2 separate regions of the Homo sapiens genome follow, and region 1 is linked to region 2. A link is a loop called in an ENCODE intact Hi-C map of the cell type or tissue named here. Cell type or tissue: endothelial cell of umbilical vein. All regions are shown on one strand. Links, peaks and the distances in the headings refer to the core of each region. The heading gives the core; the rest is flanking DNA.

The links. A loop is a pair of places that touch in the nucleus more often than their neighbours do. Peaks named below come from ENCODE experiments on the same cell type or tissue, not always from the same donor. Only the 100,000 strongest peaks of a DNase experiment are listed, where the experiment ranks them.
Region 1: a loop joins it to region 2, with 2.1 times the contacts of the local background. A loop is called at or near these places in 7 of 110 quality-filtered maps.

The regions. Positions count from the first base shown.
Region 1 is chr9:110,512,154-110,527,556 of GRCh38, reverse strand. It overlaps SVEP1 (sushi, von Willebrand factor type A, EGF and pentraxin domain containing 1), which reads left to right. Exons shown (of 48, transcript NM_153366.4): 4 at 13,451-13,609; 5 at 14,452-14,631. Among named protein-coding and RNA genes, the nearest start is that of SVEP1, 60 kb to the left of the region's middle. In endothelial cell of umbilical vein, for the core only: no CTCF peak of the experiment used is centred there; a DNase peak (open chromatin) is centred at 7,146.
Region 2 is chr9:110,572,032-110,587,434 of GRCh38, reverse strand. It overlaps SVEP1 (sushi, von Willebrand factor type A, EGF and pentraxin domain containing 1), which reads left to right and starts at 7,694. Exons shown (of 48, transcript NM_153366.4): 1 at 7,694-8,422. The coding sequence starts at 7,892. RefSeq lists enhancers at 7,826-8,326, 8,327-8,827. In endothelial cell of umbilical vein, for the core only: no CTCF peak of the experiment used is centred there; a DNase peak (open chromatin) is centred at 8,224; H3K4me3 peaks cover 1,095 bases; H3K27me3 peaks cover 1,899 bases.

The DNA of each region.
Region 1 (15,403 bases), core at 3,504-11,503, 60 kb after region 2:
TTTCCTCTAATTAAGGATGTAGGTAAATAGGAAGTTTCATACAATGATGATGGAAGTATAAGTTAGTGAATCCTTTATGGAGCACAATTTTTACATTTTTATCAAAATATTAAACATACTATTCACCTCATTAATTTTTAGGAATCGATCATTAAAGAAAAAATAAAAATCCTTTAAAAAATGCAGTTTCTCTGCTTTGAATATTTCTGGATATAACTTGAAATTTTCCTTCCCTGTTTTCTGCTTTTAAAAAAAAATTTTTATTACATTTTTTCTTTTGAAATAATTATAGAGTCACATGCAATTTTAAGAAGTAATATACAGAGATCCTCTATATCCTTTCCCACTTTAAAGGATATCCTCTATATCATTTTCCCCAATGGTAACATCTTGAGATATTATAGTACAGTATCTCAAACAGGATATTGACATCGATATGGTTTCAATACAGAACATTTCTACCACCACAATAATCCTTTTGTTGCTCTTTTAGAGCCACAGTCACTTCCCACCAACCCATAGCCACCGCCTCCACCTTTAACCTATTGTAACCACTAATGTATTCTCTATTTCTATAATTTTGTCATTTCACAAATGTTATATAAATGGAGCCATGCAGAATGTGACATATTGAGCCTGGCTTTTTTCACATGGCATAATTCTCTAGAGATTTTTCCAGATGGTTGTGTGTACCAATAATTCATTTCTTTTTATTGCTGAGTAGTATTTCATAGTATAAATGTACCACAGTTTAACTGTTTGCCTGTTGAAGGACATCTGGATTGTTTCCAGGTTTTGGCTTTTATGAATAAAGCTGCTATACACATTTGTGTATAGGTTTTAATGTGAACATAAGTTTTTAATTCACTAGGCTAAATGCCCAGGAATGTAATTGTGGGATTGCACAGTAGTTGCATATTTTTGTTTAAGAACTTGCCAAAATGTTTTCCAGAGTGGCTGAACTACTTTACATTTCCATCAGAAATGTATGAGTGATCCAGTTTCTCTGCCTCCTTGATAGCACTTGGTGTCGTCACTATTTTTCATTTTAGCTATTCTGATAGGTGTGTTGTGATGACACATTTTGGTTTAATTTGCATGTCCCCAGTGACTAATGATGTTAAACATCTTTTCATATGTTTATTTGCCATCTATATCTTTTCTTCAGTGAACTGTCTCTTCATGTCTTTTGTTCATTGTCTAATTGTTGTTTTTGTTTTTCTACTTTTAAGTTATGAGAGTTCTTTATATAGTCTACATACTAGTCCTATGTCAGATATGTAGGTTGAAAATATTTTCTTCCATTCTGTGGGTTGACTTTTTAGTTCTTCTATGAGAGGCTTTTACAGTGCAAAAATTTTTAAGTTCAAAGTCCAGTTATCAATTTTATTTCTATGAATTCTGCTTTTGGTGTCAAGTCTAAGAACTCTTTGGCTAATACTGGTTCCTGAAGATTTTCTCCTATGTTTCGAAAAGTGTTATAGTTTTATATTTTATACTTAAATCCATGATATTTTTACTTAATTTTTGTATAAGGTTTGAGATTTAGGTCAAGGTTAATTATTGTACTTACGGATGTCTGATTGTTTCAAAACCATTTCTTGAAAAGGCTATCTTTCCTCTGTTAAATTGTTTTTGCACTTTGGTTAAAAATCAGCCAGGTGTAGATGACAGGTTGATGGGTGCAGCAAGCCACCATGGTACACGTATACCTATGTAACAAACCTGCACATTCTGCACATGTATCCCAGAACTTAAAGTATAATTTTTTTAAAAAAGTAAAAAAAAAAAATCAGCCAGGCACATTAGTGTAGCTCTGTTTCTGGATTGCTCTTCTGTTCTGTTGATCTATCAATACTGCATAGTCTTGATTATTATAGCTGTATAATAAGTCTTGAAAGCAAGTAGACTAATTCCTTCTACTGTATTCTTCTTTATAATTGTCTTAGCTAATTTTAATTTCTTTGCCTTCCCATACAAATTTTAGAATATTGTCTACATTTAAAAAAATCTTCTTGGGATTTTCCTCGGAGTTGTATTATATCTGCATATTAATGATGGAAGAATTAACATTTTTACCATGTTGAACTTTCCAATCCACAAACATGATATATTAATTTAGATATTTGATTTCCTTTTCAGCATTGTATAGTATATAAGTTTTGTACATGCTTGCTTTATTATTTTTGAGCAATAGTAAATAATTGTAAACATATTTTTAATTTCATTGTCCACATGTTCACTGCTAGTACATAGAAACAATTGATTTGTGTTTGTTTCCATTGTGTCCTGCAACTTTGCTTAACTTACCTGTTCTAGGAGTGTTTTGGTTTTTTGCTTTTGGTAGAGTACTTGAAATTTCTTATAAGGAGAATCACATCACTTATAAATAGGTTTAGTTGTATTTCTTCCTTTCTAATCCGAATACGTTTTATTTCATTTTCTTCCCTTACTGTTCTGGTTAGAAGTTCCACTACTGTTTTAAAAAAGAATTGCTTTATTTCCAATCATAAGGGGAAAACATTTGGACTTTCATTATTAAGAATAATATTATTTGTGGCTCACACCTGAAGTCCCAGCACTTCGGGAAGCTGAGGCAGGCAGATTGCCAGAGTCCAGGAGTTTGAGACCAGGCTGAGCAACATGGTAAAACCCCATCTCTACAAAAAGTACAAAAATTAGTCAAGCATGGTGGTGCACACAGGTAGTCCCAGCTACATGGGCAGCGAAGGTAAGAGGGTCACTTGAGCCTGAGAGGTTAAGGTTGCAGTGAGCTGTGATTGTGCCACTGCACTCCAGCATGGGTGACAGAGTGAGACCCTGCTTAAAAAAAAAAAAAGTAATAATAATAATAACATTTGTATGATTTTGAGGTTTCTCTTCATTGAGTTGAGTAAATTCTCTTCTGTTACTACTTTTCTGAGAGTTTTCATCATAAATTGGTGACAATTTTGTTTGCAGATATTTTTCTTCATCAATTGACGTGACCTTGTGCATTTTCTTCTTTAGCCTGTTAATATTGTTAACATGATTACATTGATTGATTTCCAAATATTGAACCAGCCTTGCCTCCCTACAATAAACCTGACTTAATCATGATGTATAATTCTTTTTACATATTGCTGAATTCCATTTGCTAACATTTTGTTAAGATTTTTTTGTGTCTATATTTCTAAGATGTTGTTCTGCAGTTTTTTGTTTATTTATACTCTGCATCTCACTTAGGTATCAGGGTAACACTAGCTTGATAAAATGAATTTGGGCATGTTCCCTTCTCTTCTGTTTTTTGGAAGAAATTATGTAGAAGTGGTGCTTATTTTTTTTGGTAGATATTTGGCAAATGTTTGGCAGAATTCTCCACTGAAATCATTTGGACCTGGATATTTTTTGGACATTTTAAAATTATGAATTCAATTTTCTTAACCATAGGGCTATTCAAATTATTTTTAATACTGTATGAATTATCATAGTTTATAATTTTTGATGAATTGGTCTGTTTCATTTGAGTTGTCAGATATGTAAGTAGAGCTGTGCATAGTATATAGTATCTTTTCCATGTCCATGGAGTCTGCTTACCTGATATTGGTAATTTGTGCCTTCTCTCTTTTTCTCTGTATTAGTCTTCCTAAATCATTTTATTATCTTTTCAAAATCTTTATTCTATATTTTCTTTTTTTTCTGTTTTTAATTTTATTGATTTCTGCTCTTATATTTACTATTTCCTTCCCTCTAATTTGGGTTTATTTTGCTCTTCTTTTTCAAGCTTCTTCAGGTGGGAACTTAGATTATCGATTTGAGACTTCTTTTCTAATGCACGCATTTAGCACTATAAATTTCCCCTTCAACTTGCTTCATCTGATATAACATACATTCCTTCTTTCCTTTCATTAATGTTTGCACAATGTATCTTTTTCTATAATTTTACTTTGAACTTGCCTATATTATGTTTAAGTGATTTCTTGTAGACAGCCTGTAGCTGGATCATGTTTTTAATCCCTATCACTTAATTGGTATAGTTAGACTACTTATATTTGATGTAATTATTGATATGGTAGGGCTTAAGTCTGCCAGTTAATTTTTTGTTTTCTGTTTATTCTCTCTGATTTTTATTTCTCTGTTTATTTTTTTCTGTCTTCCTGTGGGTAAATTGAATGTTTTTTAGAATTTTATGATTGAATGAAAATAAAAGTAATATGACATCAAACATATACAAAATGCTATTGGCATTCAAAAATGTTTCCCATTAGTTGTGGGGGTGACAGGATTTCAACTTGGTTTGAATGATAGGATTTGGACAGTTAGAAATGAAGACGACTTGCAGAGAATGAAAAGTATAAGCCTGTGATGGGGACTGGAGGTAGCTTGCATGGGTGGGAAGGTAGGAAAAATCTATGGATATAGTGGGATTCAAGGCAAGACAAGTAAGAGTAAGGACTATATTCTAAATTGTACTGGGACTTGAATTTCAGGCTGAAGACATGGCCTTTGGTAAACTGGCAATAGTGAGCGATTGAAGATCTTGGGGCAGAAAAGTGGCATGATAAAAGCAGTATAACAATAGGAATTTAATTTGGCACCTGTGGCTAAAAGTCACTGAGTGTGAAGCAAAGTAGAAAAGGCAACCTATGTATGGAGGTTAGAGACAATCAAGGCCTAAAATAAAAAGGCTTTTAAATTAGTGTACCAATAATGGAAATGGATAACAACTGATATAATCCGTATTTCCAAACGACTACAGACTAATTTCTTATTGAATGTGAGGTAGAGGAGTGAAGAAAGAAAAATATCAAAGCCAACTACAGCCTGAATGTTACTCATAAGTTACCACTCTTTATAGGACCCAAAGGGAAACACATTTGACAATAAACACCAAACTACACTCAGAATCTTTCCTCCTTCCTAGCTGCTAAAATCAAGGGTCATTAGGGCTGACATATGCCGATTCTCTCTTTCTTTAGGACAGGCGGACATTCAGCAAGTATGCAACAATACAGTTGTAAAAGCTGTTAAAATCCTGAAATACTTATGTGCTGGGTGGTAAATTGCTATTGTTCAAGTGCCTTGAGTGCCTCTTTGCTGATCTGACCCCCTTTGCTGGCCCACTGGCCTATCCCACAATCCAGCATCTATAAAGGTTAACATCTGGCAGATAAGTTGGTATGCAGAACCTTGCTTTGCTGCTACAGTGGATGTCTGATCTAAGTGATCAACAATCATGCCATTCTAAATTGTAATTTTTTTAATGTTATCCCCACCATGGATGGAGTTTTCTCCCAGAAGGCTCTCAAATTCTTCACACAAATCAACTTCTGTTGGGCCTACACAAGTCTGAATCCCAGGGATGGATCTAATCTAGGTTCAAGTTGAAACCCTGTTGCAACTGAAGTTCACAGACCTTCATATTTAAATAATTATCCATTGGTAATTTTTAAAACTGCTAATACCCAGTGAAAATGAAGAGTACAATAAGTCATGTACTTTCAGTCTTGATAATGGGAATATAAAGTAGTTTAACAAGAGACTCGTGAGTTTAAAAATTTAATATTCCTTTGCCTAAGAAAATTTTTAAAAAATGGATCAAATATTTAAGGGAAAAAAATGTTTAGAGAAAAGCTGTTCAAGTTTGTAAAAAATTAGAATCAACCTAAGTGTCAAACATTAAAAGAGTAGTTAAACCAAAATTGTTTAGCAATTTTTTTCTCTTTCTTACATGATTCTGAGTTATTAGCTATTTTAGAAAAGAAAAATAACGTTAAAGATAATTCTAAAAAATCTCCAGAGGGCCTCTCCTAAAAGTACTTGCCAATGAAATTTTAATTATAAAAATCAGGATGATGTCACCTTTCTCATCCAGATGGTAAACACTTTAAGACAATAAAGAATACAGAGCTTTCAACAACAAAGGATTCATTTAAATGTTCTCTACACAGCTGGTTGTATTGATGTGTGAATATATGTGTGTATTTTTGAGTGTGTATGTGTGCATACACATATATTGATCCCCAACATATAAAAATTACTTTGCTGATGCAACCTCTTTTGTACACAGTCCTTTGAGGTTTTTGTTTTTTGATAGACTTGTCCTGATCCATCACTAATCTCCTGGCAAGTCTGAGCGTGTGCTTACATTTGCAATATGGCATCCTGTAGTTAGGGTGCCATTTCCTGCCATGGCACCACATCAGGGTTCAGATTCACAACTTTGTCCAAATAGTCTGTACTCTGGCCAAATGAGCTACCACCAGTCACAGGGAGAACGACAGGCTGCTAATGCATTCTACAGAGGTACAGATGTATAGAATTCAGGGCAATTGAAAGTCTCCTTGTCTAATTCATTGAGGAAAATAGAAAGGATCTTGGCTGCCTCATAAAAAGAAAGTCCCTATATGCACACCTGGGTCCTTGTCTTATTTTTGAAAACATTGGTTCAACATGGAGAAAACACGTTCTGTTCTAGAGCAGTGTATTCCTATGTTCAAAATCTTAGCACAACTCTTTGTAGGAACAGATTCCTCATTCAGATCAAATCCATAAAGTCGAAAAGAGAATGCGGGCCCAGATTTTGCTTGGTTTCTTACCTATTTATAGCAGAAAGTAGAGGCTTGGTGTTGTACAACTCCAGGGGATGCCATTATTATTCACATAAACAGGCACCCTTGAAGTTGTGGAGTGCACAGCCTAAATGCAGCTCATGCAACTGCCCTAAAACTCTTTAAAGTGATTTGTTAACTTTTAAAGATGAATTGTGCAAGGAAATAAAGGCTCCTAATATTTATCAGGATTTTTAGAAGTTAATCTAAGACATGTATGAGGAGAAATTTTGTAAAATGTAAGTCACTGTCTAATATATGTTATTAATAGTAAAATAGTCATCTAAGGAATTGATATTTAACGGGTAAGATATATTAGAAAGAGTAGAGATTTCTTTGTGTTTTACAAATTCCAAACTGGTTGGTGTTTTTATTTACTTCAGTCAAAGAATTGCATGGTCAGCTGAAGAAAAATCTAATGTTAGTACAACGTGATAACCTCAAGAATTCACACTTCCAGTAATAGTAGCTGATAACCGCCAAGATGTTTCTGAAAAGAGAAAGTGCTTATTTTAACAACAACAAAAGAACAATTAAGAAATAATATTTGGTACATTTCCAGGAAGGAAACATCGCATATTAAAAAGGGAAAACAATTCATAGCCCTTTACGGAGACTTGTGAAACTTGTTCAAACCAAAGATTTATTTCATTTTTTTCAACTTTTGCTTGGTTTGGGATGAGGAATTTTCCCCCTTGGGAATCAAGGAAGTTGATTACACCTCTCCCACTAGAATTGTGCAATGCCTTTAAATAGTTCTCCTAAAGTCTGTTTTTCATTATCATTATGAATTTCACAATACATTTCCAAATGTACTTTTGGGTATTTTTATTCAAAACTCTGTTCGCCAGTGTTTTAAACTCTTGATTATTTAAAAGATTTTGGAGAGTAATACTATAAGATTAGGTCCTTTTCATGCAGCATTATTTTAAAAAATAATTTATAAAATCTGTAGCCAGAATCTGACCATTCATATGGAGGATTTCTTTAAGTTGCTTTTTAGTATTATTCTATTTATGGAATCATCTTATGTTAGCCTTGGAAAGATCATAGACATCCTTACTTGTAACTTCTGTATATTATAGTGAAAGAAAAAAAAAGTCACTTGCCAGTGACCCCATAGCTTGTTAGTGGAAGAGCCAAGATTGCAACTCAGTTGTCTTGACTCCAAGTCTACTGTCCCTTCACTTCATTCTGTTGTTAGTCTTCCTGACTTTACTACTCTCCTTGCACACCAAACCCACCCTCCACTCTCCATCAGGGCTTGTTTTCTTTTGCCCTCCTTTGATTGAGTGACTGCCAGCTCAGGCAATTGGCTGGACAATGGCCAGGTCAGGTAATTGGAAGACTCTTTGAATATACAGGAGCACACTTCCCACTGAAGGAATGAGAAACCTGTGTGTTACAAAGAGTGTGATGTGTGCCAGTGCAGAGGAATGGGTAGTGTACTCTGTGGGTTCCGCGAGAAGGCAACAAAATTTGTCTGAAGAAGTTAGAGAACCTTTAAAGAATGAGTTAGAGTCTTGAAGGATGCTGGAGATTCACTCAGAAGCAGGAAGGCAGAAATGCAGAAGTGGAAGATAGGAAAGGGAAAGAAAGGAAGGTAATATTTACCAAGCGCCAGAGCATCTATCTGGCACAACAAATCTATAAAAGCAGTATAATCATCTATTTTATGGTTGAGAAAATGAAGGGTTGGAGACATTATTCTAACATTTCCCAAATGCCAACAACATGCCAGGCATTGTTGCTTTACTCACATGACCTCAATTAATCCTAACAACAACAACAAAAATATACAAGGAAAGTACTACTACTATTACACACGAAGAAACCAAGTCACAGAGAAATGAAGTAAATTGCTCAAACTCCCCAAAAATGTGGTGGGAGTCAGGGGAAGGGGACAGTACAAAACTAGGCACTAGTTGATCTTGAAGCAGGTTCTAACCAGCTTATGATATGCTGGTTCATTGCAGCTGCAGAGGTGGGAAGGTTACAGACAGATCAAAGATATCTTTATATTCCAGGCTAAAGAGAGAGGGGCTTATCTGGTTGGTACAGGCTTTAGGTGGAAAATGATTTGACTGAATTTATAGTTTTGAAAATTGTTCAGGTCGCAACATCACAAATGGATTGAAGGGTAGAGGTAAGGCCAAGGGACTAGTAAGGAGGATGTTGTAAAAACCAGAAGAGAGATGATGAGGTCGCATCTAAGATAAAAGTAACGTAGAAGATTTTTAGGGAATAAGAACCAAAGAACATAAGTTTTATTTAGATATTGAAGGAGATAGAGGAGGAATGAGAAATCATAGTGGTCTCCAAGGTCAGAGAGCCGATAACCATGAAATGAAATCTATGATTTGAAGCTGGGCATGGTGGTATGTGCCTGTTGTCCTAGCTATTTGGGAGGCTGAGGTGGGAGGTTTGAGAGTTTGAGCGCAGCCTGGTTAAAGAGCAAGATGGTGTCTACAAACAAACAAACAAAATATATGATTTGAGACAATACTCTCTTTTATATATAACTGCATTTACTTTTTTTTTTTTTGAGATGGAGTCTTCCTCTGTCACCCAGGCTGGAGTGCAATGGCGCTATCATGGCTCACTGCAACCTCCGTCTCCCAGGTTCAAGTGATTCTCCTGTCTCTGCCTCCCAAATAGCTGGATTACAGGTGTGCACCACCATACCCGGCTAATTTTTGTATTTTTAGTAGAGACGGGGTTTCACCATGTTGGCCAGGCTAGTCTCGAACTTCTGACCTCAGGTGATCGGCCCGCCTTATCCTCCCAAAGTGCTGGGATTACAGATGTGAGCCACCGTGCTGGGCCTAACTTCATTTACTTTTGGTTTTGCCCACATAATACCTATTCATTGTAACAAAACTAGAAAATGTAGATCAGCAAAAATAAACAAACCTGAAAGCCTGATAATTCTCTCATGAATACATACCTTGTAAAACCATAAAGATAATTTTCTTCAAGTCTCATATATTAAATATGTATTTATAAGCCAAATAGAATCTTTTGCTTTCTTAGACTTTCTTTAGTATTTGTTTTCATTTCCACAATTATTTTAGTTAGCAATTTACTATATGTTCCACAGGTTTTCTAATCTCAAACTATTAATTAAGTACCTTTTTTTCTCGTTCTTGAAATCTTTTTTTAATTTCTTTCTCAGTAAATGAAGTATGGCTTTTTTTTTTTTTTTTTTTTTTTTTAAGAGCCAGGTTCTTGGTCTATCATCCAGGCCCCAGGCTGGATTGCAGTGGTGCAATTGTAGCTCATTGCAGCGCCTTAGCCTCCCAAGCAGCTGAGGCTACAGTCAAGCACCACCATGCTCACCTAATTTTTTACATTTTTTTTTTTTTTTTTGAGATAGCGTCTTGCTCAGCCACCCAGGCTGGAGTTCAGTGGTGTGATCTTGGCTCACTGCAACCTCCGCTTCCCGAGTTCAAGTGATTCTCCTGCCTCAGCCTCCCAAGTAGCTGGGATTACAGACAACTGCCACCATGTCCAGCTAACTTTTGTATTTTTAATAGAGATGGGGTTTCACCATGTTGGCCAGGGCAGTCTTGAACTCCTGACCTCAGGTGATCCACCCACCTCGACCTCCCAAATTGCTGGGATTATAGGCATGAGCCACCCATGCCCAGCCTAATTTTAAAAATATTTTTAAGAGATGGGTGTAGCTATGTTGCCCAGGCTGGTATTGAAACTCTTGGGCTCAGGTAATCCTCCTGCCTCAGCCTCCCAAAGTGCTAGAATTACAGCCGTGAGCCACCATGCCTGGACATAAAATAAAATGGCTTTGTTTTCTAAGCTATGCACATCCTCGAATGTCTTTCTCTTCCCACCTACTTACCAATAGCTTGCCCACATAATAAAACTTGGGGTTCATAATTTTTTTCACAAAGCTATGTATCTTATTCAGTTTTTTCCTGGCATTTGTTTTTGCAAAGAAAAAATGAAATATCAATCTGATTTTCCCCTTTATGAGTATCTTAATTTCCTTTCCTATAAGCTTGCAATATTTTTCTTTCATCCTGGATGTGACTTTTGTTAATTTTTCCTGGAACTTAATGAGTACTTTTGCACTAAAGCTCCAGGTTAGGAATATATCTCTGCATTAATATCATAACCATTACTTCTCATATCTTTGCATTAATGTATCTTTGCACTAATATCACAACCATTACTTCTACTCAATTCTCTTGTTCTGGAGTTATATGGCTTCTTTTTACTGGCCCAATGACAATTCTAATTTTTCATTTACATTTTAAACTTTCTTTTCTATCTCTCTATTTATCTTGATCATTTTCTTCTACAGCTGCTGACTCCTGTTTAAAGGAAACCACGTTGTCCTTTATCTCTTTGAGGATCCTGATCAGATATTTACTGATATTTTATAGAAAGAAATATTACAATATTAATATTCAGTAATATAAATAATTCAGTAGTTCAATATCGCTAATACAGTGCTTCAAAGTAGTGTTTCCTTTATGCTAAATTATTTATCATGTCTTATATCATTATTACTATTTTTAAGTGTTTCCTTCATTCATAGTCACAAATCTCTCCAGATCTGGAATTTGCTACTATATATCATGAGAAAATGGTATCTTTTGTTTTTAAACAAAGTCAAGAATTTTAGAAGCATGGCTTTTCAAATAATGACATATTATGAATCCCACCTTTCAATATGATTTTTTTAGTATATTGTAATGTTTTAGTTTTAGTTTATTATAATGTTTTAGTATATTATATTTTTATTTTATATTTTAGTTTTAGTTTATTATATGATTTAGTTTTAGTATATTATATTTTAGTTTTAGTATATTATAATGATTTAGTATATTATAATGATTTAGTATATTATAATGATTTAGCTTTAGCATCCAAGGGGCCTGGGTTTGACTCACAGCACGTGTAGTGGTAAAGAACATGGACTCTGGTTCTGAATTGTCTGGATTCAAATCCTAGCTCTGCCACTTAACTCACTGTGTAACTATGACAAGTTATTTAAACTCTTAGTGCCTTTGTCTTCCCATCTGCAAATGGGATTAATAATATTAGGTGCTTCATAAGGTATTAGGAAGTTAACAAGTTAATATTTATAAAATATATAGAACAGTCCCTAGGACATAGTGAATGGTATATAAATATTTGCTTTAAAATTCTATCTCTGTCACCCACTAACTGAGTAACTATAGTCGTCATTGAATCTCTCTAAGCCTCCATTTTCTGATGTTTAAAATGGATATAATAATACTAATGAAATTAATGCAAATATTGATAGTATTAATCTTGTAATGCTGCTTATTAATACTGTGAGGATTAAATGAGATAATTTATGTAAAATATCCCCACATAGGCCGGGCGCGGTGGCTCACGCCTGTAATCCCAGCACTTTGGGAGGCTGAGGCGGGCGGATCATGAGGTCAGGAGATTGAGACCATCCTGGCTAACACGGTGAAACCCCGTCTCTACTAAAAATACAAAAAATTAGCCAGGCGTGGTGGCGGGTGCCTGTAGTCCCAGCTACTTGGGAGGCTGAGGCAGGAGAATGGCACGAACCAGGGAGGCAGAGGTTGCAGTGAGCCGAGACCGCACCACTGCACTCCAGCCTGGGGGACAGAGCGAGACTCCGTCTCAAAAAAAAAAAAAAAAAAAAAATCCCCACATAAATGCACATTGCTTGGTTGCAACTGTTATTTAATAATGAAATGCAACCTGGGACTATGCCACATTTAATTGGCTTAACTGAGCATTGCAAGTCTCTTGATTCCACAATTGCTCTATTATTGAATTTCTGAAATTTAAATTATTTTACAGATGCATAACTCCAGAGGGATTAAGTTACAAATTCAAAGCTACATTGTCTGTGCAGAGGAAAGATTTGAAGCAAGGTCAATTAGATTCTGCTTTTAATCTTTTTTTTCCATGAGCCTGGGAAAAGCAGTGTCTTTAATTCTTTTTTCTTCAAAGGGCCTAGTTCCTGTCGGTTGGATTATGTCCCTCAAGCTCTTCACTTTCTCCTCATCCTTTCTCAAGATCTGTGAACAGAAACAATGGGCTAAGTGCTTTTTGCGTATCTGCAGTTATTCTCCTTTGCTAAGAGAGGAGCTGGGGCTCAGTGCTAGAGATGAGGTGCACAGGATGGGGGAGTTGGGCTATAGGGGACATCATACTTATCAAAGTTTTTTTTATCTATTGAGGATCATTGATTCCTCCTGGTGACTTAATATAAATTGCTATTTTGAATTTTCCCACAAATCAGCCCAGACATTTCATGCTGTGTTGTGTTGTATTTGAAACTAATTGTGGGACATAAGAGGCCACTTCATACCTTGCAAATAACAAATTACATCATTCTTTAGAAAACAAAAATGTTGGTTTCTCTCTTTGCTTAAATTATATTACGATTTCTTTTTCTTTCTTTCTTTTTTTTTTTTTTTTGAGATGGAGTTTTGCTCTTGTTGCCCAGGCTGGAGTGCAGTGGTGCTATCTCAGCTCACCGCAACCTCCAGCTCCCAGGTTCAAGCGATTCTCCTGCCTTGGCCTCCTGATTAGCTAGGATTACAGGCACACGCCACCACACCCAGCTAATTTTTTGTATTTTTAGTAGAGACAGGGTTTCATCATGTTGGCCAGGCTGGTCTCAAACTCCTGACCTCAGGTGATCCACCCGCCTCTGCTTCCCAAAGTACAGGGATTACAGGCGTGAGCCACCACACCCAGCCTACATCACCATTTCTATGGAAAACTATTGTTTGGCTTTCTCTCCCATATTAATTTCAAATGTTTTGTTAACTACCAGCTGATGTGCCACATAACATGGACTTCTCCGGCTTGTCTGCCCACAGCTTGCCCATCGGGGACATACAAACCTGAAGGCTCACCAGGAGGAATCAGCAGTTGCATTCCATGTCCTGATGAAAATCACACCTCTCCACCTGGAAGCACATCCCCTGAAGACTGTGTCTGCAGAGAGGGATACAGGGCATCTGGCCAGACCTGTGAACGTGAGTCTCCCACTGTTGGAAAATGGGAAATATAAAAGCTGATTTCTCTGAGAGAAATAGTGCTTGTGTTTGCACCTAATTCATTTAGAATGATCTTTAATGTTCTTTTCTCTAATCATATTTTTTGGGGGAGTGGGATGATTTGCTTTTATAACATTCTTATCACGGAACATATCTCTATCCTGCTCCAGAGAAAGGGGAACTGAGATGCTGGGAATAACATCACCTTGAAATCAGAAAGGCTTAGTACTTGGAAAACATTTAAAATGAATCAAAAAAAGAAAAGCCACAATTTTAACAACAAATTTGAATAAAAATGAGCTCATCTTGGCTCTGGAGATAGTCACATTTATCTTTGAAATAATATATTTTTATAAGTAAAGGGTCTCAGTATTATTCATGTCAAAAATTACAAATATTTAAATAGCATATACCATGTGCAAGAAGCTGTGGCTCTTGGGGTTTGTAGCAAATATACTTTGCTAGCCTTATTTGTTCTTTGTTTTATTCTACCTTAGTCAAGAGGGAAAATATCTAATGACATATAAAGGTCAAGAACTATAAAATCTCATATCCATATAGATATCAAAATAAATTTTTTAAAGCTTAACAAATAATATTTAGTTTGTATTTAAAATTTAATTGGAAGTTAGTACCTAATAGGAGTCAGATATAAGGGTTCTTCTTCCAAATATGTACTTGAAAATCCAAATGCGGTAAATGGAAATGCTGTAGGCAATTGACACATATGCATAAATGCCCCCTTGAAAGAAAAAAAAAAAAGGATATGTCATAGACAAAAGGCTAACTTTGCTTTTCAATTTTATTTTTGTAAATGTTAGTTGTCCACTGCCCTGCCCTGAAGCCTCCCGAAAATGGTTACTTTATCCAAAACACTTGCAACAACCACTTCAATGCAGCCTGTGGGGTCCGATGTCACCCTGGATTTGATCTTGTGGGAAGCAGCATCATCTTATGTCTACCCAATGGTTTGTGGTCCGGTTCAGAGAGCTACTGCAGAGGTATGCAAACTGCCAATTTACATTGTTTATTTACTGTCTTGCCTGATTTCCTTGATTTAAACTCTAGTAAACCAGTCAGTTCTTCATTTCTTTTTGGATTTCATAGACCCCATACTACAGAAAGAGAAAAATTATAGGAAATTTGAAATCAGAATTACCAAGTTCAATTGACCACATAATTGTAAACTACGCCTTTTATAGCCCTTTTATGAACAAGCAAAGAAAAAGTTTGCCTGGGAAGTAAATGGACAGGTTACCCCAAACCTCAAATTTCAAGCCTCTAAGACATGATATAAAGGAGAGTTTAGAATAATCAGAGTGGAGACTGATGCCTCTTGGAATTGTAGGACTTAAGGAATCACACAAGTATCCTGCAACAAGAGCAGTTAGCCAACTTGTAATCTCCAGCCTTTACTTCGGCTAGTCGACCCGTTATAGAAAGTAGAGAATTTGTCAAAGCGAGAGTCCAAGGAGCCTATTCAGGCCAATAGAAAGTGGGCACCACCAATGGAATCTGAGGCTCCCATGTCAAATACAGAGAAGCAATAAAAAAAAAAAAATAGTGCCTCAATCTGCCTCAACTTGCCAACTCCAGGACCTACTTTCCTACTTCTTACAACTGTCACACAACCAACTTCCTAGGGTTTTACAAGTAGGGTTAGAAGAGGAGGATATTTAAGAAAAGGTAAAAGGGGGGCGAGCAAAGGGACTTGAGGACCTCCATCAGAATCCCTGCCCACAAAGCTTCTCAGTACAGTACCTGCTCCCTACC
Region 2 (15,403 bases), core at 3,467-11,466:
AGGACTCACATAAACTTAAGGTAAAGGAGTAGAAAAAGACATCCCATGCAAATGAACATCAAAAGCAAGCAGGAGTAGCTATTCTTATTTCAGACAAAACAAACTTTAAAGCAACAACAGTTAAAAAGACAAAGAGGGACATTATATAATGACAAAAACCTTTTCCAACAGAAAAATATCACAATCTTAAATATATATACACCTAACACTGGAGCTCCCAAATTTATAAAACAATTACTAGTAGACATAAGAAATGAGATAGACTGCAATACGTTTTAGTGGGGTACTTCAATACTCCACTGACAGCACTAGATAGGTCATCAAGACAGAAAGTCAACAAAGAAACAATGAACTTATACTATACCCTGGAATAAATGGGCCTAACAGATATTTACTGAACATTCTACCCAATAACCACAGAATATACATTATATTCATCAGCACATAGAATTTTCTCCAAGATGATAGCCCACAAGACAAGTATCAATAAATTTAAGAAAACTGAAATTACATCAAGTACTCTCTTAGATCACAGTGGAATAAAACTGGAAATCAACTCCAAAAGGAACCTTCATAACCATGCAAATACATGGAAACTAAATAACCTGCTCCTGAGTGATCATTGGCTCAACAATGTAATCAAGATGGAAATTAAAAAATTCTTCAAACTGAATGATAATGGTGACACAACCTATAAAAACCTCTGAGATACAGTAAAGGTAGTGTAAGAGGAAAGTTCATAGCCCTAAATGCGTACATCAAAAAGTCTGAAAGAGTAAAGACAATATAAGGTCACACCTCAAGGAACCAGAGAAACAAGAACACACCAAACCCAAACCCAGCAGAGGAAAGAAAATAGCCAAGATCAAAACAGAACTAAATGAAATGGAAACAAACAAACAAAAAATACTAAAGATAAATGAAAGAAAAAGCTGTTTTTTTGAAGATAAATAAAATTGATATACCATTAGCAAGATTAACCAAAAAAACGAGAGAAAATCCAAATACGCTCAATTAGAAATAGAATGGGAGATGTTACAACTGACACTACAGAAATACAAAAGATCATTCAAGGCTACTATGAACACCTTTACATGCATAAACTAGAAAACCTAGAGGAGACAGATAAATTCCTGGAAAGATACAACCCTCCCAGATTAAATCAGGAAGAATTAGATACCATGAAGAGACCAATAACAAGCAGCAAGACTGAAATGATAATAAAAAAATTACCAACAAAAAATGTCCAGGACCAGATGGATTCACAGTTGAATTCTACCAGACATTCAAAGAAGAATTGGTACCAACTGTATTGACAATTGGTATCAATTGTAGAGACAGAGGGAATCCTCCATAAATCATTCTATGAAGCCAGTATCACCCTAATACCCAAACCAGGAAAGTACATAACAAAAAAGAAAACTACAGACCAATATCCCTAATGAACATAGATGTGAAAATCCTTATCAAAGTACTGGTTAACTGAATCCAACAACATAACAAGAATATAATCCACCATGATCAAGTGGGTTTCATATCAAGGATATAGGGATGGTTTAACATACACAAGTCAATAAATGTGATACACCACAGAAACAGAACTAAAAAATCACATTATCATCTCAATAGATGCCGAAAAATCATTTGACAAAATCCAGCATTGCCTTTATGATTAAAACCCTCAGCAAAATCAGCGTACAAGGGATATACCTCAATGTAATATAAGCCATCTGTGACAAACACACAGCCAACATAATACTGAATGGGGAAAAGTTGAAAGCATTCCCTCTGAGAACTAGAACAAGACAATGATGCCCACTCTCACCACTTCTATTCAACGTATTACTGGATGTCCTAGCCAGAGCAATTAGACAAGAGAAAGAAATGAAGGGCATCCAAATCAGTAAAGAGGAAGTCAAAATGTTGCTGTTTGCTGATGATATGATCCTATACCTAGAAAACCCTAAAGATTTCTCCAAAAAGCTCCTAGAACTGATAAATGAATTCAGCAAAGCTTCAGGATACAAAATTAATGTACACAAGTGAGTAACTCTCCTATATATCAACAGCAAACAAGATGAGAATCAAATCAAGAACTCAACTCCTTTTACAATAGCTGCAAAAACAAATAAACAAACAAAAAAACTGAGGAATATACCTAACCAAGGAGGTGAAAGACCCCTACAAGGAAAACTACAAAATACTGCTGAGAGAAATCATAAACACAAACAAATGGAAATGGAAACACATCCCTTGCTCATGGATGGGTAGAATCAATATTGTGAAAATGACCACACTGCCAAAGCAATCTACAAATTCAATGCAATTCCCATCAAAATACCACCATCATCCTTCACAGAATTAGAAAAAAAAAATTCTAAAATTCATATGTAACCAAAAAAGAGCCTGCATAACCAAAGCAAGTCTAAGCAAAAAGAACACATCTGTAGGCATCACATTACCTGATTTCAAACTTACTACAAAGCCATAGTCACCAAAACAGCATGGTGCTGGTATAAAAAATACACATAGACCAATGGAACAGAATAGTGAACCGAAAAATAAACCCAAATACTTACAGCCAACTGATCTTTGACAAAGGAAACAAAAAACTAAAGTGGGGAAAGGACACCCTATTCAACAAATGGTGCTGGGATAATTGGCTAGCCACATGTAGGAGAATGAAACTGGATCCTAATCTCTCACCTTATGCAAAAATCAACTCAAGATGGATTAAGGACTTAAATCTAAGACCAAAAACCATAAAAATTCTAGAAGATAACATTGGAAAAACCCTTCTACACATTGGTTTAGGCAAGAATTTCATGACCAAGAACCCAAAAGCAAATGCAACAAATACAAATACAAATAAATATTAATACAAATAAATAGCTGGGACTTAATTGAACTAAAGATCTGTTGCATGGCAAAATAAACAGCACGGTAAACAGACAACCCACAGAGCAGGAGAAAATCTTCACAATCTATACATCTGACATAGGACTAATATCTACAATGACCTCAAACAAATTCACAAGAAAAAAAAATCCCATAAAAAATGGGCTAAGGATATGAATAGACAATTCTCAAAAGAAGATATGCAAATGGCCAATGAACATATAAAAAAAATGCTCAACATCACTAATGATCAGGGAAATGCAATCAAAACCACAATGAGATACCACCTTACTCCGGTAAGAATAGTCATAATCAAAAAATAATAGATGTTGAGGTGGATGCGGTGAACAGGGAACACTTCTACGCTGCTAGTGGGACTGTAAACTAGTACAACTACTATGGAAAACAGTGTGGAGATTCCATAAAGAACTAAAAGTAGAACTACCATTTGATCCAGCAATCCCACTACTAGGTATCTACCCAGAGGAAAAGAAAGAGATACTTGCACAGGTATGTTTATAGCAGCACAATTTGCAATTGCAAAAAAGTGGAACCAGCCCAAATGCCCATCAATCAATCAGTGGATAAGAAACTGTGAACGATGAAATACTACTCAGACATAAAAAGGAATAAACTAATGGCATTCGCAGCAACCTGGATGGGATTGGAGACTATTATTCTAAGTGAAGTAACTCAGGAATGGAAAAACCAAACATCGTATGTTCTCACTCATAAGCAGGAGCTAAGCTATGAGGATGTAAAGGCATAAGAATGACACAATGGACTTTGGGGACTCAGGGGGAAAGGGTGCGAAGGGGGTGGGGGATTAAAGACTACAAATTGGGTTCAGTGTATACTGCTCAGATGATGGGTGCACCAAAATCTCACACATCATCACTAAAGAACTTACTCATCTGTTCCCCAAAAAACTGATGGGAATTTTTTTTAAAAAGAAACATATAGAGTGGCAGATGTTCCCAACCTCTGTATGTGAGAGAATGTCTTTGTTAAATTCACGGCAGAAAGATATTCTTATAAATACAGTCATAATGCAGTCACAAGGTGGCATCTTCCTCCTATCTCCACTGCCTGCCGCTGTGATTCACTGACACTGTGTTATAGTTTTGTTTTTAAAACAAAACATGACAACTAGCATGCGTGGAAACAGACATTTTTCCTGCCTCTGCTCCCATGACTGGACTTGATGCTTGGAATCTCAGGAGGATCTTTACCAGCACCACTCTGCTCTCTTCCTCAGTCCCTCTTCCATCTTTCCCCATATGCACGTTGCAACTTATCTGTTCACAGTATCAGCTTCAATGTAGAAAGATGGGTGCTGTGAAGGGAGGGTGTAGTTGGTGTCCTCGACTCAAGCAGAGGTCCCAGCGGGTAGACAGGATTGAGGTTCCATTCCTGATTGAACAAAATGTGGGACTCTGAATCACAGTTTAGGTGGTGAGAATTATATAATGCATGCCTCTTGCCCTAGCCCACCAACACACTTTTTTTTTTTCCAGAAGTCTTTATTTCATGAGATGAAGTCAGGAAGTCAGGGTAGGTTTTTTTTACACTTCAGCTCCATGTTGTCATTTCTATACCTTTAAGTTGCTTTTTCTTTTCCTCTTTTTTCTTTTTTTTTTTTGAGTCAGAGTTTCACTCTGTTGCCCAGGCTGGAGTGCAGTAGTGCGATCTAGGCTCACTGCAACCTCTGCCCCCTCAGTTCAATGGATCATCCTGCCTCAGCCTCCCGACTAGCTGGGACTTCAGGCATGTGTCACCATGCCCAGCTATTTTTTTTTTTTTTTTTTTTTGTATTTTTAGTAGAGACAGGGGTTCACCACGTTGGTCAGGCTGGTGTCGAACTGCTGACCTCAAATGATCCACCCGCCTCGGCCTCCTGAAGTGTTGGGATTACAGGCATGAGCCACTGTGCCCAGCCTTTCTAATCTTAATGTTTAGTCTAACAAGTTTTTGTCATCTTCTGCATCTATTACTGTGGTATAGGCCAGAGTTTCTCAACCTCACCACTATTGTCATTTGGGGCTAGATGATTCTTTGTTGTGGTGGCTGCCAGTGCATTGTAGGAGGTTTTGTTGCACCCCTTACTCCTATACACTAGATGCCAGTAGCACTGCCCCATCCCCCAAATGTCTCCAGACATTGCCTAAGGTTCCTGGGAGTGAGACATGCAAATCTCTCCCGCTGGGAACCACTGCTTTAGATTAGAGAGCAGAAGGGACTACAGGGCTCTGGGGAGCGGTGGCAAGACTTGGAGCAGCAGTCTTAATAACACTCAGGCAGGACTTCTCTGACTGATGTGTCCCCACTCTCTTACCATGAGGACAAGTAACATAGGCCTGACTGTTCATCCCGTTGGAGGTACACAATGCCAGAGTGCTGTTCTTAGGCGTTCACCCTTGGGGCATGTGTTAGAATTATCCAGAGAGCTTTGAATGTGTCTAGGCCTATGGCAGACATCTCAAAATATTATTAACTTGAGTTGGTGGGGTAAAAGTCTTTCTCAGGTTATAAATCCGAAGAAGAGACTAAATGTGGCATCCAAAAAGAAGCCAAACTGAGAGAAAAATTAAAGACCTAAGTAGTTTTTAATTTCCTTTTCCAAGCCTTTTTGAGACCAGCTGTACCCTCTGCCCTTTCCCTAGTTTAGTTATACTAACCAAAAAATCCCTTTTTGTTTAAATGAGGAGACATTAGGTGCCACTTACTTGCAGCAAGAGTTCTAAAGCAATTGAGTACCTCCTTGGTTTGTGTGGGGAACACAGGAGATGGCACACATTGCAGATGCCACGGTGCTTTGCACATAAAGGGCTTCATGATGTGTTTTAAATAACACAGAGTAGATGATATTTGGAAAAACTTTTTTTTTTTTAAAAAAGTCCCAGCTCAAATGAAGTCTTACTCATTCCCCAGGAAGAACGAGATCTTTCTCCTCCTTGCTCTTTCTTCTCTGCTTTTGCAGTCACCCTACTGCTTTGTAATTGTTTGCAAATCTATGTTCTTTTCTAATGTTCTTTGAACTTCTGGAGGACTGGAACTCAGTCTTATTCACCTTTAAATCCTCCGTATCTAACATGCCAGCACATAGCAGGTGGTCAATAAGTATTGTTAGGAAAATAATTTGAAGAACATTCATGATTAAAGGTGGCAATAAGAGCAACCAGCCAGCATTTATTGAGTACACGCTATGCTCCAAGCATTGTCCTAAGAATTTTACTTTTTTATGACTTAATCCTTATGACAGCCCTTAATATGTTATCGTTATTACTCCATTTTACAAATGAACAAACTGAGTCAAGGCTGTACAACTAATAAATGGCAGAGTCATGATTTCGTCCAGGAAAACTGATGCCAGAGCCCTAACATGTTACACAATACATTGTGATACTTGTCACTGAAAGTATTTTGTTAAATACAGACGGAGTTAAATCATTCACTATTAGAAACAGAGGAAACTGAGATCACTGAATTCCATCATGAAATAGATACTGATGCTGAGCCAAGGATTGGAAGTGACTCAGTTCAGGTGGTTTACATAACCGTAGGCTTACCTACACGGTGTTCCTGACTCCCAGCTGGAATCTTTTAACCAAAGGCCCCACCCTCATGCAAAGTGCACCTTTTCTTTACACGTGCGCTCTCCCCTTTGGAGGTCTTGCTTTGGAAAAACCACCCCAGGTAGCAACTTGTTTCAAAGCAGATATATGCCAGGTACCACTTAAAGCCAGGTGGATCTTATCTGTTGAAATAGATCAAGAACACATGAAAGGGGACTGGGGACCCCCTACTTACACTTCAGACTTCAGCACAAACTTTCTGTCCTCAGAGAAGGCTTCTCTGGCCTCTCCAAGGTCAAGTCTGTCTACCTAAGCTCTCCTTTATTTAGCATGGTCACTTGTAATTACATATATTTTGTATGTTAATATCTGGTTAATGGTCACCTCACTTGTTACCCTTTAAGTTCATTGAGGATAGAATCCCTGTCAATTTTTGTTCCTTATATTTGCAGTGCCTCACATAGTTCCTGGCACACAATGGGTATTCAAAAAATATTTGTTAAAATCAGGAAAGAATGAACAAACAGATGAATGAATAAATGCACGACTGAAGTACCATGACAAATCATTCCTGTGGAACGCATAAGGTTAGATGCAACTCCTTTATGGTGTGATCTGAGGGGGCCCTTAAGGGCTTAATCTGCACGCTCACACACACCACTGATTAGAAATCCCCATCAGGAAAATTGTACAATCATCTATTTGGCGAGGGCTTTGGGACACTGAATGGGGGAAAAGAAACACAAAAGGTGAGCAAGCAGTTTTCAAAGGATGCTTTCAACTCCCTGGCCAGTCCGCGTGTATGTTTTCGTCTACAAAGTGTTTCCAATTACTGTGGCACTCTCGGTATCTGGATCCATCTCCAGTGAATTCCTCTGCAGCTCCTGCCAGACATATGGGATCAATCAGGGCTTCGGCGCTGGTGCGCTTGCTGCGGGAATGTTGACAGCCTGACAGACGCGGGGTTCTGGTGTCATGGAATCTCCGAGCCTTTGGCTTGATCCCGGGAGGAGAATGAGAGGGGGAGGAGGGAGATAGAGTCACAGATACAGAAAGTAGACAGGAGCGGGGAGAGGGAGAGAGGGAGAGAAGGAGGGAAGCGGGAGATTTTTCTTGACTGCCCCCTTTCCTTCAAACATTTTATAGGCTTCAGGGAGAGAGAGGAGGAGGAGAGAGGGAAGAAAAAAAGAGGAGAGCGAGAGGGGTAGAGAGCGCGCGCCGTTCCCTCCGGAGTTCCCGAGCTGCTGAGGAGTCTGGATTGTGTCTGTCCCCAGTGTCAGATGAAAGGGCGCTGAGGCTCTTGGCCGCTGCCCCGCGCCCAGCTCCGCGCACGCCCCTCTGCGAGTCCGGCCGCCCAGCGCCTCTTCCCGCCCGAGCCGCCGCCTGCGCTCCGGGGCAGCCGCTCTGTCTCCAGCGCGATGTGGCCTCGCCTGGCCTTTTGTTGCTGGGGTCTGGCGCTCGTTTCGGGCTGGGCGACCTTTCAGCAGATGTCCCCGTCGCGCAATTTCAGCTTCCGCCTCTTCCCCGAGACCGCGCCCGGGGCCCCCGGGAGTATCCCCGCGCCGCCCGCTCCTGGCGACGAAGCGGCGGGGAGCAGAGTGGAGCGGCTGGGCCAGGCGTTCCGGCGACGCGTGCGGCTGCTGCGGGAGCTCAGCGAGCGCCTGGAGCTTGTCTTCCTGGTGGATGATTCGTCCAGCGTGGGCGAAGTCAACTTCCGCAGCGAGCTCATGTTCGTCCGCAAGCTGCTGTCCGACTTCCCCGTGGTGCCCACGGCCACGCGCGTGGCCATCGTGACCTTCTCGTCCAAGAACTACGTGGTGCCGCGCGTCGATTACATCTCCACCCGCCGCGCGCGCCAGCACAAGTGCGCGCTGCTCCTCCAAGAGATCCCTGCCATCTCCTACCGAGGTGGCGGCACCTACACCAAGGGCGCCTTCCAGCAAGCCGCGGTAAGGCGCCCGCCCCTCCCGACCCGGGCCCTAGTCCCCGGGCCCTTCGACCCACCGCTGCCTGCCCGTCTCTATCCCGGGGTTCAGTCCTGGGCAAGGCATAACCACCCCAAGTCAAGCGTCCCCATCCACAAAACCAGAGTCATCGCTACCCGCCTATTATTGTTGTGGAGGTTCCAATGGGATAATGGATTTTAAAACGCTTAGAGGGATGTCAGGCTCCTTAGATAGTCGGCTTCGAGGACCCTGTTAGGAAGGGATCCTTGAAACGCTAATCACATTCACGTTTGTAGGAGCAGACGGTATCCAAGCTGAAACAGGTGAGCATGGTTTACAAAGTGTTTCTAAAGGTAGGACATGGAGTGATATAAACCTAACCCCAATTCTTTTTAAAGTTATGTTATGCTTTCAATGTAAGATTCGTGCCCTTCCTATTTTTGCTCCAATCCTTTATTAGATTTTTAATATCTGGAAGAGGAAGTCAGTTTGGGATGTCGGACTTTTGTAAAGTGTGTCTGTTTTTCTGATTACAAATTAATCCATATTCAGTGGGGGAAAAAGAAACATATAGAAATATCTAACACATAATAGCAAGCCAGTGTTTGTGGACTGAATTAAACAAAAAGTAGGGAGAGGAAAAAAAAACCCTAAAATTTCATCACTTTAAAAAAGCCACTGTTTGCAGGTTGTTGAACAGTTGCCCAGTATGTACATCCATTCATACTTTTAATATCTTGCTGTTTTGTAGCCTACATTTTTCGTTTGTTATATCCTAATTAAAATGTTCTACATTAGCTGCATACTATTCCATTGCGTGCAACAATCACTTATTGTTGGACACTTAGGATTTTTCCTTACTAAGTTATCGTGAACATAAATATTTGTGGACTCCTCTGTTTACATCTTTAGGAAGAATTTCTATAAAAGTTCCTGAACTAAAGGTTATGAACATTTGTAACTTCTTGATACTATTGTCCATTTCTCCCTTGGAGGGTTGTATAAATTTATATTCTCATCAGCAGAGTATCTCAGCAGTAAATTTGCCACATATTCACCAATATCATACTATTCTTTTTAATATCTTTGTCAATTTAAGAGGTGATGGAGGCATCATTTTAGCAAATACACATTTTTGATTTTTGAGGATGAACATTTTCCAGTACATCTACTGGACATTTGTATTTTTTCCTCTGATATTTATAGTTTTTGCCCATTTTGCCATTATAGTGCTTGTTTGTTTTTTCTTAACACATTGGCTTGTTTTTTTTTCTTAATGATTTGCAAAAGTTCTTTATATAGTGAGGCCAGTAATTCTTTTGTGTATATGTTGCAAATGTTTTTCCAGTTCACTGCCTTTTATTTTTGTTTATGGAAATGTTGTTAGATGAATGGTTTACATTTTTATACACTCAAATCTATCAAACATTTTCCTTAAGATCCTATATTTGTTCATAGTTTTAGAATAGCTCTCTCATTTCCCAAATCAGAGAAATAGTTTTCCATGTAGCAGCTTAATCCATCTGGAATTTATTTTTGTGTATGATATGACAAAGAGGTCTAACTTGATTTTAAAAAATAAATAGTTAACCAGTTGTCCCAGCACTACTTGCTTAATAGCCATCTGTCCTTTTCCAATTTAATTGAATGTCATGTTTATCATGTGCTAAATGCTTATGGGTATTTGATCTCTTCCTGGCTTTCTATTTCATCCCATTCTCTATCTCATTTGTATCATTGCCAAAATGTTTTAACTATTGTAACTTTACAACATATTTAAATATCTGGTAGTGCAAATTCTCCTTTTAAAAAATCTATTCTTTTTCTAGTTAATTCTTACCCACTTATTATTTAATATGAATTTTAAATTCATTTTTACATATTACCAATGAAGTCAGTAAGGATTTTGATTTCAATATAGAAAATATTGAATTAACTTGGGGATTATATGTATTTTATAGTAATAATTCTTCCATTTCAAAAGTGTAAGACCTTATATTTTCTCAAAGTCTTAGAATAGCCTTCTCATTTCCCAAATCAGAGAAATAGTTTTCTATTTAGCAGTTTAATCCATCTGGAACTTACTTTTGTGCATAGTGTGACAAAGATGTCTAATTTTATTTTTTAAATGAATAAGCAGTTGTCCCAGCACTATTTGGTTCATATAATTTGCTTAATAGCATTTATGCATATTCTTTATACACATACATTTATACATCTTTAACAAAGTTGTAGATTTTTAGAAGTTAAGTCCTGTATATATTTTTCAAGTTTACATCTAAATATATTCTGTTCAATATTACTGTCATGAATAGCATCTTTTAAAATTAAATTTCAAACAACTTTTCTTGACGTATAGAAACACTGATTTTTAAAAATATGCCTTCTATATTTGGATTCTTGTTGAAGTCTCTTTGATTCTTTTTTTCTCTTTTTATATATATTTTATTTTACTGATAATAAATATTTATTGCAGAAAATAAAATAATCAGGAAAACTATTTCCTGAAAATATACCGTCATAGTTTGGTACATAGCTTCCTTGACTTTATTCAGTTGTCTAGGTAATAGGCATGTTTTCATACATATATTATGCCTAAATTATGTTTACCCAGGAAAAAGGATTCAATTGTACATCCTCTTGTAATTTGACTTTGTATTCCCACCATATATTTCAGTCTTCTTTCCAAAATAAGGAACATATTTCTACTATCATTATTTTTCAGGGTCACAGTTTTCCACTGTAGAATGTGCTTTTGTGTGTGAGTGTGTGTGTGTGTGTGTGTGTGAGACTACCTATTACTATGTATTTAGGCTGTTACAAACATTGTGTAACTAAATCTTTGTCCATATCTCTAATCATTTCCTTAAGGCAAATTCTTGAAGTGCCATTATTGCATCAAAGAATATTCATGTTTTTTTAAGACATTTAATACATGTGTCAAGTTGCTCTGCAGAAAATGGTGCCAACCTGCCCTCCACATGCAGCCCCAGTGTCAGGACCTGGGGTTCAGACCAGCCAGTGCTGGCTAATATCATTTGAAGATTCCATCCCCCACCCCCTAACTTTCTAAGTGAGAAATGGAGTCCCATTTTAAATTGCATTTCCCTATTAGTGAGGCTGAATATTTTAAAAACATGTTATTGTCCATATATAGCTCCTTTTTTTGAATACCCACTAAGATATTTGAGGATTATTATCCAGTTTTTAACTGGGGGTGGCTCTCTTATTGATTTGCAAATGCTCTTTAAATCTTAATGGTATTAACCCTCAGCTGTCAGTGACCCAAGTGTGTGGCAAATATTTTTTCTCAGCGCTTTAATTTTGTTTAAGGTGATGGCAACAAATGTTTTGTTAGTCTACTGGATCTATTTTTTTTTCATTTGTACTGTTTTCATTGCTTATGAAGGTTTAAAGGCTTTTGCCTTTAAGAGATAAATAGCTACCCTAAAAATGCTCTCTGTGTGTTGAAGCAGTCGCGCCAGGCAGGGTATAGTTTTGCAGCTGTAGTTCCCTGTTGGACCTGGTCTCCGCTCTAAATACTCATGAGGTCCTGATGGCTGGCCTTATTCCTAATGCCATGGTCTACTCCATCCAGGAAGAACCCTGCTGCATCAGGGAAAAACCTGCCATGTGCCAGCTCCTCTGTTTGGCTTGGCCAGACTTGCCCGGGGCCTCTGAGAATGTTGATCCAAAACAGTAAAATGGGTAATGAGTCGAGTACACAGTGCTCCCCTCAAGACCTACTCTGTCTTCAGCTTTCCCCTTCCAACTACTACATCCTGTCTTGAACAGAGGAATTGCCTACAAGGTTCCCAGTGCTGCTCTTCAGCCTGGATCCATTTGTAATCTAACAAGCAGGGATTTCTCAAAAGTTTGTATTAGCTGATCTTCCCTTTGACTTTTTTATTTTTATTTTTTCTCATTTTGGTTGGGCTATGAGAAGGTACAAAAGAAGGTCAGCTGGACTCGGCCAGGCGCGGTGGCTCAGGCCTGTAATCCCAGGACTTTGGGAGGCCAAGGCGGGTGGATCACGAGGTCAGGAGATCTAGACCGTCCTGGCTAACACGGTGAAACTCCGTCTCTACTAAAAACACAAAAAATTAGCCGGGCGTGGTGGTGGGTGCCTGTAGTCCCAGCTACTCGGGAGGCTGAGGCAGGAGAATGGCGTGAACCCGGGAGGCGGAGCTTGCCGTGAGCCGAGGCCACACCACTGCATTCCAGCCTGGGTGACAGAGTGAGACTCCTCAAAAAAAAAAAAAAAAAAAAAAAGAAGGTCGACTGGACTCAGTCCCTGTCTAAACTGGAAGCCTACATGTCTGCATTGTAACTTTTCCAAGCCTCTGATGAGCATTCTTAGGTATAACTAAAATATAAGATTTAGAGAAAATTGGTAGAAGATGACCAACATTTAGAAATGGTGTTGGTTGAGGCTTGAATTTTTGCATAGGGATCAGGCAGAAGCATTTAGCTGCAAAGTTAGTTTGAAAATGGTAAGCTATCTTGAATGGGTTTTGACCTGAAACTTTGTACGTTTCATCATGGAAATGAGATCGTTTGTCAGATTCCCACGTGTGTGCAGAGTGGTATTATTATAACTGATTGTGACCTAGCCTTTGTGTGAAATTGAAAATCACAGGGACATTTCTGAGATTATTAATTACTCCCTGGAAAAATCAGTTTTTCAAACCTTTTCTGTTTGAAACTGAATGCTCACACAACTGTTCACAGACACAATCACAGGCAAACACATAAACATGTATGGTGCATAGGCACACTGTGCAAGCGCACAGTTACCCCTCAGTCAGACATCTTATTCCTCTTGTATAAAAACCGCGAGATGTAGAAATTTTCTTTAACAACATGAAATTTGCTGTTATTTCTCAGCAGATGGGACTGACCAAACAAAAAGGATTAACAGTGTTGCTTCTCTTTTTAAATGATTATTATTTGGTGTCAGAATTGGACAACTCGAGGGGTAGTATATGAGTGGGTACTCACCATTATCACACCTGATTTGAATGGATAAAGTGCAGTGTAGACATAGTCTCTTCAGAACCACCCCCTAGCACTCTTCAAAGAGTGCAAGGACTAAAGCAGTGAATTCTGTAATTAGTACACAGTCAATAGCCTGGGGGAAAGTTTAGCACCTTGAACTTAATTACATGAAATCCTTTTACAGAATTAATGAAAAGCTCTTCAGCTGTTTGTTCTGGGTGAGTAATTATCTCATAACGACCTTTTTCTTGGTTTTTCTTCCTGCCATGTGTTTGTAAGTTACCTTTCCTAAAGTGAATATGTTTAAATTGGTCCCACTGTGAATGCCAGGCTCTTCTCAATCCTACGTATTTCACATCAAAATAAAACCAGAGCCCCTCATTTCCACTTCGCTTTTGCTAAATATCCGTTAAACAAACATCGCATGAAGCTTCCTTTGAAAAAAAAAAAATCTGCTTTCCTCATTGTTCCTGAATTCCAGAAATGTGATCCTCTGGTGGGGGATGCGCTGTCTCGCCAAACATCCAAGCTTTAGATGGTCAGAGGACTGGGAATGTGTGGGCAGAAGTGCTTCCTAGCTCAGGGAAAGAGCATCTTCCATGATGTGTCCACACTAGTAGATATTCACACCTTTACCTGGAGAGTAATCTTCTCTCCCAGGCTTATGGGAAGAAAGTGTCTCTTTTTATGTTTTCTAACAAACCCTGAAGATCTGTGAGATGCCACTAGGATTTGTTCATACAAAGGCTGATAATAGCCTTTGTATGTTTTGCAGTGGTCTCTCTGATGGCCCCAGTGCTGAAATAATAAGGAAAGTTTGGGTTCTTTTTTTTTTTATAGGAAGGGGTGGGGGTACTTATGTAATCTGCAGTGGACTCAGTTGTTCCACACTCAGAGGGTAGTTTTAACATCAACAATCGCTCACTGTTGCATCAGCTAAGTTCTTTATGCTGAAAAGATATATTTCCAAATTTACGTCTGGAAATGCTCTCTCTTTTGTGCTTCTTAAGCTTTTGAAGAATTCTCAAATCATCCCTAGTATTATATAGGAATCTCTTTTTCAACCTTATCAGAACTTTAGAAGTATAAGTGGAATGGAATAGAATGGAATGGAATGAATGAATAATGAAGAAATAAATCCTCAGTACGTACAACAATTCCAGACCTCACATATATTTCCCAGGCAAAAAAGTAGTACTCATTTTTTTTTTTTTTTTTTTTTTTTTTTGTGAGAGAGAGAGAGGGTCACCCTCTGTCACCCAGGCTGGAGTGCAGTGACGCCATCTCGGCGTCACACCTGACTAAATTTTGTATTTTTAGTAGAGACAAGGTTTCGCCATGTTGGCCGAGCTGGTCTCGAACTCCTGGGCTCAAGTGACCAGCCCACCTCGACCTCCCAAAGTGCTGGGATTACAGGTGTGCGTCACTGTGCCTGGCCTAAAATTTTTAATTTGAAGAGAGAGTGAATAATTCTTAAATGTCGAATTCAAATTTCTTCTTAATCTAGCACTACATGTATTTTATTTATTAGTTTTGTTATTTCCTGCATATAGGACACTGGTATGTAATAAGAATGTGTACCTACTGCTACTGTTAAAGGCACTTATTATTATTGGCTGCCAGTGTTATATTCTGTTTGGTTGAAATACATCATGAAAATGCTTGGTCAAAGACTGTGAATGCTTAGACACATGGAGAGAGCCAACTGCTTTGTCCTCCCTCACAGCTGTGGCCAAAGGGTAGGAAAATTCTCCACCAATGACCTAATGATACAAATGTGCATAGAGAGGGTTTCTCTTAACAATGACCATAATTACACACAAATCACATAGCTAAGTAAATGCCAAAGACAGTCTATCCAGTCTTCTGATTTATCACCTGGTCTTTTTGTGCCCCTCTTTTCCTATATCTTACTATATTACCTTTGGAGGTAGGTATCAAAAGCTAAGGAGAAGTAGGGGATTCCATGTCCAGTGTTGCTAAACT